Regions from separate parts of the Mus musculus genome. Here region 2 is linked to region 1. The links are chromatin loops, found by intact Hi-C in ENCODE. Cell type or tissue: gastrocnemius. All regions are shown on one strand. Links, peaks and the distances in the headings refer to the core of each region. The heading gives the core; the rest is flanking DNA. Region 1 has its middle 23 kb from the start of Tm4sf4. Region 2 has its middle 34 kb from the start of Tm4sf1.

Evidence for each region. Peaks named below come from ENCODE experiments on the same cell type or tissue, not always from the same donor. Only the 100,000 strongest peaks of a DNase experiment are listed, where the experiment ranks them.
Region 2: it touches region 1 in a loop (12-fold over the local background); 27 of 42 quality-filtered maps call a loop at or near these places.

What each region holds. Positions count from the first base shown.
Region 1 is chr3:57,446,976-57,449,896 of GRCm38, forward strand. No RefSeq gene overlaps it. Among named protein-coding and RNA genes, the nearest start is that of Tm4sf4, 23 kb to the left of the region's middle. In gastrocnemius, for the core only: CTCF peaks have their summits at 1,098 (motif pointing left) and 1,722 (motif pointing left); a DNase peak (open chromatin) is centred at 1,713.
Region 2 is chr3:57,266,032-57,268,952 of GRCm38, forward strand. No RefSeq gene overlaps it. Among named protein-coding and RNA genes, the nearest start is that of Tm4sf1, 34 kb to the right of the region's middle. In gastrocnemius, for the core only: a CTCF peak has its summit at 1,715 (motif pointing right); DNase peaks (open chromatin) are centred at 1,717 and 2,540.

The sequences.
Region 1 (2,921 bases), core at 307-2,806:
TACAAAGTCTCCAGGCCAACCTTGGAGGAGGGAAGTGGGTTTTAGTTTTCTTGTATTGTTTCTTTTTAAGAATTACTTTTAGTGATTGTGCATGTAGGGAGGTTTGCGTGTAGAGGTCAGAGGACAACTCTGAGAAGTCAGCTCTTTTCATCTGTCATGTGGATGGAACCCAGGATATCAAGCTTGGTAGCATGCACCTTAACCTACCGAGCCATCTCACCAGCCCCTTGTGTTGTTACTTAAGCCTGGCCAGGGTTTCTCAACCTTGATATCTGCAGCCAGTTCCACCGCACGCTCCCAGGACTCCCTGTATATACCATATCATAACACCTACAATTCTTTCCTTTCCTGCCCACTTACAGTCTCACCACTTGTGGCCCAAGTGGCTTCTCTCTTTCGGTTGATCGGGTATGGCCGCTGCCTGCAGTCTTCTTCAGGGGACATTCCACATTCCTGGATTGTCCCCACAGTATCTTAGGCTATACTCCCATAGTTTGTTCAGCACCTGCAGGGACCTCAGTCCTACCACACATGGCCTGGCCTCTCACCGTTTCCTTTGAAATCTGGGTAAACACTTGGGTGACCCCAGACCTCGTATAGTCTCCTTCCTCCCCTACAGAGTGGGGGCTCCTCTGCATGTGCTTCTTTTGAGCATTGGGCCAGGCATGCAGTAAGTGATCATTAAAAAGAGATATTAACCCTGTTATGTTAATGGAACTAAGTTATCCTGCTCAGGAGAAACAGAAAGCCCTTAACACATGGACCCTTGAGGAACATTTAAGATCATATGTAGTAAAATATGACATTTTCAAACATCAAATGTTAGTAATGGGGGACTGGAGAGATAACTCCGTCAATAAGAAGCCTGACTTCTCTTCCAGACAACCAGTTCCAGGGGGTCTAGTGCCTTCTCCTGGCCTCCAAGAGCACCAAGCATGCACATAGTGCACAGGCATACATGTAGGCAAAAGAGTCATATACACAAAAGTCAATCTTTAAAGATGTTACATTGTGAGATGGCAGAAAAACAGAGAGGGGGAGATAAAGATAGAACTTCAGAGGACATCGTTGAAGCAAAAATAAAACCTCTACAGAGACTCATGCTGCCTCCTACTGACTGCTGGAGTAAAACAAAATCATGACACCAGAATGGTCACTTAGATAGTGTTAATTAGCATCTGTTCTTCCCACTGTCCTCCAGATGCCATGTGGAAAGTTGCCATGTAAACTTCAATTTGGTGTCTGTGTTTTTAATTTTTATGTTTATGTGTGTTCAGTAATGCAGAACAGCCATACTTGTATGTGTCATAAACTAAACAGTAAGCAAGCAAACATACCCACTTTCTGTAAATGTAGTGGTTCTCAAATGTGAGGGCATTCTGGCTGACTGAGTAACAGAGAAACCCCATCCCTCGGCCTCCTGCAGAGCCAAGAAGTCTAATTTTATGCTAAAGACTTAAGATGTCTATAGCAGGAGAGCCATCAACACCGCTGTGAACCTGCTCTTATAGAAACTTTATTCCTTCCGGTTTCCTTTGTCTTTAATAACCTCACTAGCACTAAAATCCACAAATCTCTCCATCAAAGAATGTACAGTTAAATGCAAAGAAGGACGCCAAAATGTCTGTCCCACATGTCTTTTCCTTTTCTGTGGTGTTCTGTGCTCTGAGCCAGAGTTGCCTTCATACATAGACAAGACTATTTGCTGCCCTCTAGTGGCCACTCTGCTCAGCCACTAAATGGCTGCAATTTCGTCCAAGGTACCTTCCTGTAGAATTCAACTTTTCTCCAGTAGCTTCCCATGAAAAAACGCATCTCCAAAAAACCACAAAGTATGAGGAATGGCAGTGATTAAAAAAAAAAAAAAAAAAAAAAAAAAAACCAAACCAACCAGAAATGAAAGGGTTGAGGGTTCACCTGCAGACAAAAATCTCTGACTCATAATAAAGCACTGCAGTTGGGAACCAAGTTAAGTCTCTTTCCTTAGATAATGTTAAGTGCCGTGAGAAGCCTGGAGAGGGGGGAAATACTCTAAAGGAAAGGAAGGTGTGTGTTGACCACGTCACTGGTGTCTTACACAAGTCAATGCTCTTTATCTTCGCCATGTTCTCATTGTCCACCCTTGCTTATGCTAATTTTATAAAGAAACTAAACTTTAACAAACTCGGTTAAGACGTAGTAAGAACTGCACGACACTGAATGCGTGAACTGGCTGGAGGAATGAAGCCCAGGGGAGGTATGTCAAGGAGACTGCCCACATGTGCCCTTTGCATTAGGATTTTATTGCTGTAAACAGACACCATACCCACTGGCAACTCATATAAAGGAAAAACCGGCTTACAGTTCAGAGGTTTAGTCCATTGTCATCATGGTGGGAAGCATGGTGGCAGTAGGCAGATAGGCTGCGGGAGAGGTAGCAGAGAGTCCTACATCTGGATCTTCAGGCAGCAGGAAGAGTGAGCCACTAGGCTTGTCTTGAACTTCTGAAACCTCAAAGCCCACCCTCCCAGTGACACACTTCCTCCACTAAGGCCACACCTACTCCAATAAGTCCACTCTCTACGAGTCTATGGGTGCCATTTTTATTCAGACTGCCACACCTTCCATTGACACATACACACCATCTCTACAGAACTCCATATGCTGCATCAAGTGTTCTGGATTTTTTTTTCATTAATATTGCACTCTCATTTTGCTTCTCTGAAGCTCTTATTTGACTCTGGGGTGATCCTACAGATGACTCCCACCCCCACCCCCACCCAGGGTATCAGGGGTTAATTACTATTAATTTTTGCAAACCCCACAAATTAACTCACATCATCTTACCCAGATGTTTGATGGAGCCTTTCATCCTAATGATGGGAAGAAAGATCGGGTCTCCTGTCTGTGTAGTAATAAAATGCTCTGTGATTTGGTTTGTA
Region 2 (2,921 bases), core at 229-2,728, 180 kb before region 1:
CCAGGCAGCATGCACCAGCTGATATGAGGCCCCCAACACATATACAACAGAGGACTGCCAAGTCTAGGTTCAGTCAGAGAAGATATAACTAACCCTACAGAGACTGGAGGACCTAGGGAGCTTAGAAGTCTGGTTGGGGTGGGGTTGGGGATGGGACATCCTCGTGGAGACAGAGGGGTGGGGAGGAGATAAGGAATGTGGAACAGTCGGAGGGTGAATGGAGGAGGGGGGGTTAGATCTGGAGTGTAAATAAATAAATAAATGATTAAAACAAACTAAGTTGTCTTAACTTTAAAATCTGACAGACCTAGTCTCTGACATCTCATTCACATGTGTAAATTACTGATCTAATAGGGTTGTCATTTGTCTATACCGTTATGCATTCAAGATCAGGAGTGGCAGATGATGCTGGCTCAGACCCCCTCCTAGCCCCTCTTCTAAGTGCACTGAGATTCTTTCTGGGTGAGTAGCTATCTGCATGGACACGATGCTTTCTACTGTACACATTGTAGACACAGTCATGCCCTGAACATGCCCTGGTTTCTAGCAGGGCTCTTATGCTAAGCCACATAAACAATATCACGTTGACTAATTTATACACCCATATTCTCGTGTAATAATAAATGCTTCAAGAAATTAAGACTGGACCTAGAATAAATTAAATATTTTATCAATTAAAAATTCATGATAAGTGAGGTGAATAACTTTCCCTTAAACACGAAGTGGTGGGTTTAGGAAGATGGCTCAGCAGTTAAGAGAAGTTGACAAGCATCAATGGGAGGAGAGGCCCTTGGTTCTGTGAAAGCCCGATGCCCTAGTGCAAGGAAATGCAAAGGTGGGGAGCCAGAAGTGGGTGGGTGGGTGGGGGCACACCCTCATAAAAGCAGGAGGAAGGGGGATGGGATAAGGGGTTTCTGGGGGGATTGGGAAAGGGGATAACATTTGAAATGTAGATAGATAAAATATTCAATAATAAGAAAAAAGAAATTGTTGATCTTGCAGAAGATGTGAGTTTGATTCCCAGCTCTCACATAGTGGCTCACAACCTCTCCTAAGTCCAGTTGCAGAGAATGAGACACCTCTTCTGAGCTCTGTGGGTACCAAGCATCCATGTGCATACATACACTTATGCAAAATACTTATACACATAAATAAATAGATTATAGATAGGTGATAGATAGATAGACAAATAGTTGATAGATGATAACTGAAAATTTTTTAATCAAATGGTTACCAAAAACCACTGGTGTTTTATCTGAAATGTATCAGAGATGCTATAATCACTGCATAATTTTTCTTGATATTTCAGTTGTTGGTCTTCTCACTCTTCCATATTTCTTTTATTTTAAACAAAACTAATTAGCATACATGCAGTGATAGAAAAAATGAAGCTGAGATAATGCTCTTAGCATGAAGCAAAAGTCAGAGGCTCGGGCGAATCTACAAAAATCAGTATTATTTGGTTACCAAGTTTTAAGAATGTAACGAAAGCCAATTTATAAAGTTTACTTTAGATTGAATCTAAGAAATGGGAACTGGTCCAAGAACTTCAGATACAAAACTGAAAAGCATCACTGTCTGTCATACCTACTCCCTTCAGTATCAGGAAGGCAAGTGCCTTCCTCTCCAGGTGCCCATCTCAAGTTCAAGCTATCATTCTCAGCTCTAGGGAAGGGACCGGCAGCCCACTGCTGTCATTACTCCTGTCGGCCACATGGTGTCACTGTCGAAAGCCTGTTTATTTTTCTAAAAATGCTTCCTTCACAGAGAGTCACTATAGGGACCCTTACTGGGAAACAGAGCTCCCTTCTATAGTCAAGGCTCTTAATGATATTGTTTTGAACCCCCATTTCTGGAGAGACTGCCATGCTAGAACGGCCAAGAATAGTCTAGAGGCAGAGAGGAAACTGGAAAGGGGTGGGGTGGGGGGTGTGGATAATGCAGGCCCCTAGGTATTAACTATGGTGTTTGCTTTCTACCACGGAACACATATACCTCTTCGATAGGGACCAGTGAATTTAAATGATAGTGGTTACAGAATGCTCTGCTCTCTTCTATATTTTTCATGTTTCTCCATCATATATGGGGTTCTCATGAAGGCTACTTATGACATCCTTGTATTGCTTTGCCTCAATATCCTTTTCCCTTTTAATTTTATTTGGGGCTTATACTCTAGCATTCCATTAGATCCTAGGTACGTGCAAATCATAATGGCCTCTCCTTTTACCCATTAAAATGTGCTTACGCTCATGCCAGAACACTCAAAATACACTAACCCCAGGGCCATGGTGAGTTAGTCTTGTAATCTTAGCCCATTTATACAACGTAACAAAATACTACCCACTGTGTAATTTATAAATGACAATAATTTTTTCTCTGTTCTAGAGCCTGGGAAATCCAGGACTAAGGCACTGTCCTTTAGTGTCTCAGGAGGGACAGACTCATGAAGAGACATAGATGCTGCCTTCTAGCTGGGCCTGGGCCTGGAGGGTGGTCAGTGTGCAGGGCAGGACCTGGCACAGACTCAGAAATTCTGGACCTGGACATGGAGGGCTGATGGGGAAGGAAACAGAGAGGGCAAAAAGAAAGCATGTAGGTGGGGTTCTTGGCTGGACTTCAGTCAAGAGAACATGAGGATACAGAGCCCAGTGAGGTCTGGACAGTACAGTGTGAGGTTCCTGGCTCAGACAGGCTTTCTAATCAGGTATACACTCCCCATCTCCCCCACCCTGTTGTCATGTAAACATGCACACACATACATGGGTTTCAAAATCAGCCAGAAGCACCTCTCAGCTTCTTAACACAGCACTGTCTGCTTTTGACCAGATTCTCACATACATTATCTCAGGCAGACATTACCATTCCCATGGACAAACAAGGAAAGAGAAGCTGAGTGACACAAGGGACTTGCTTAAGGTAAC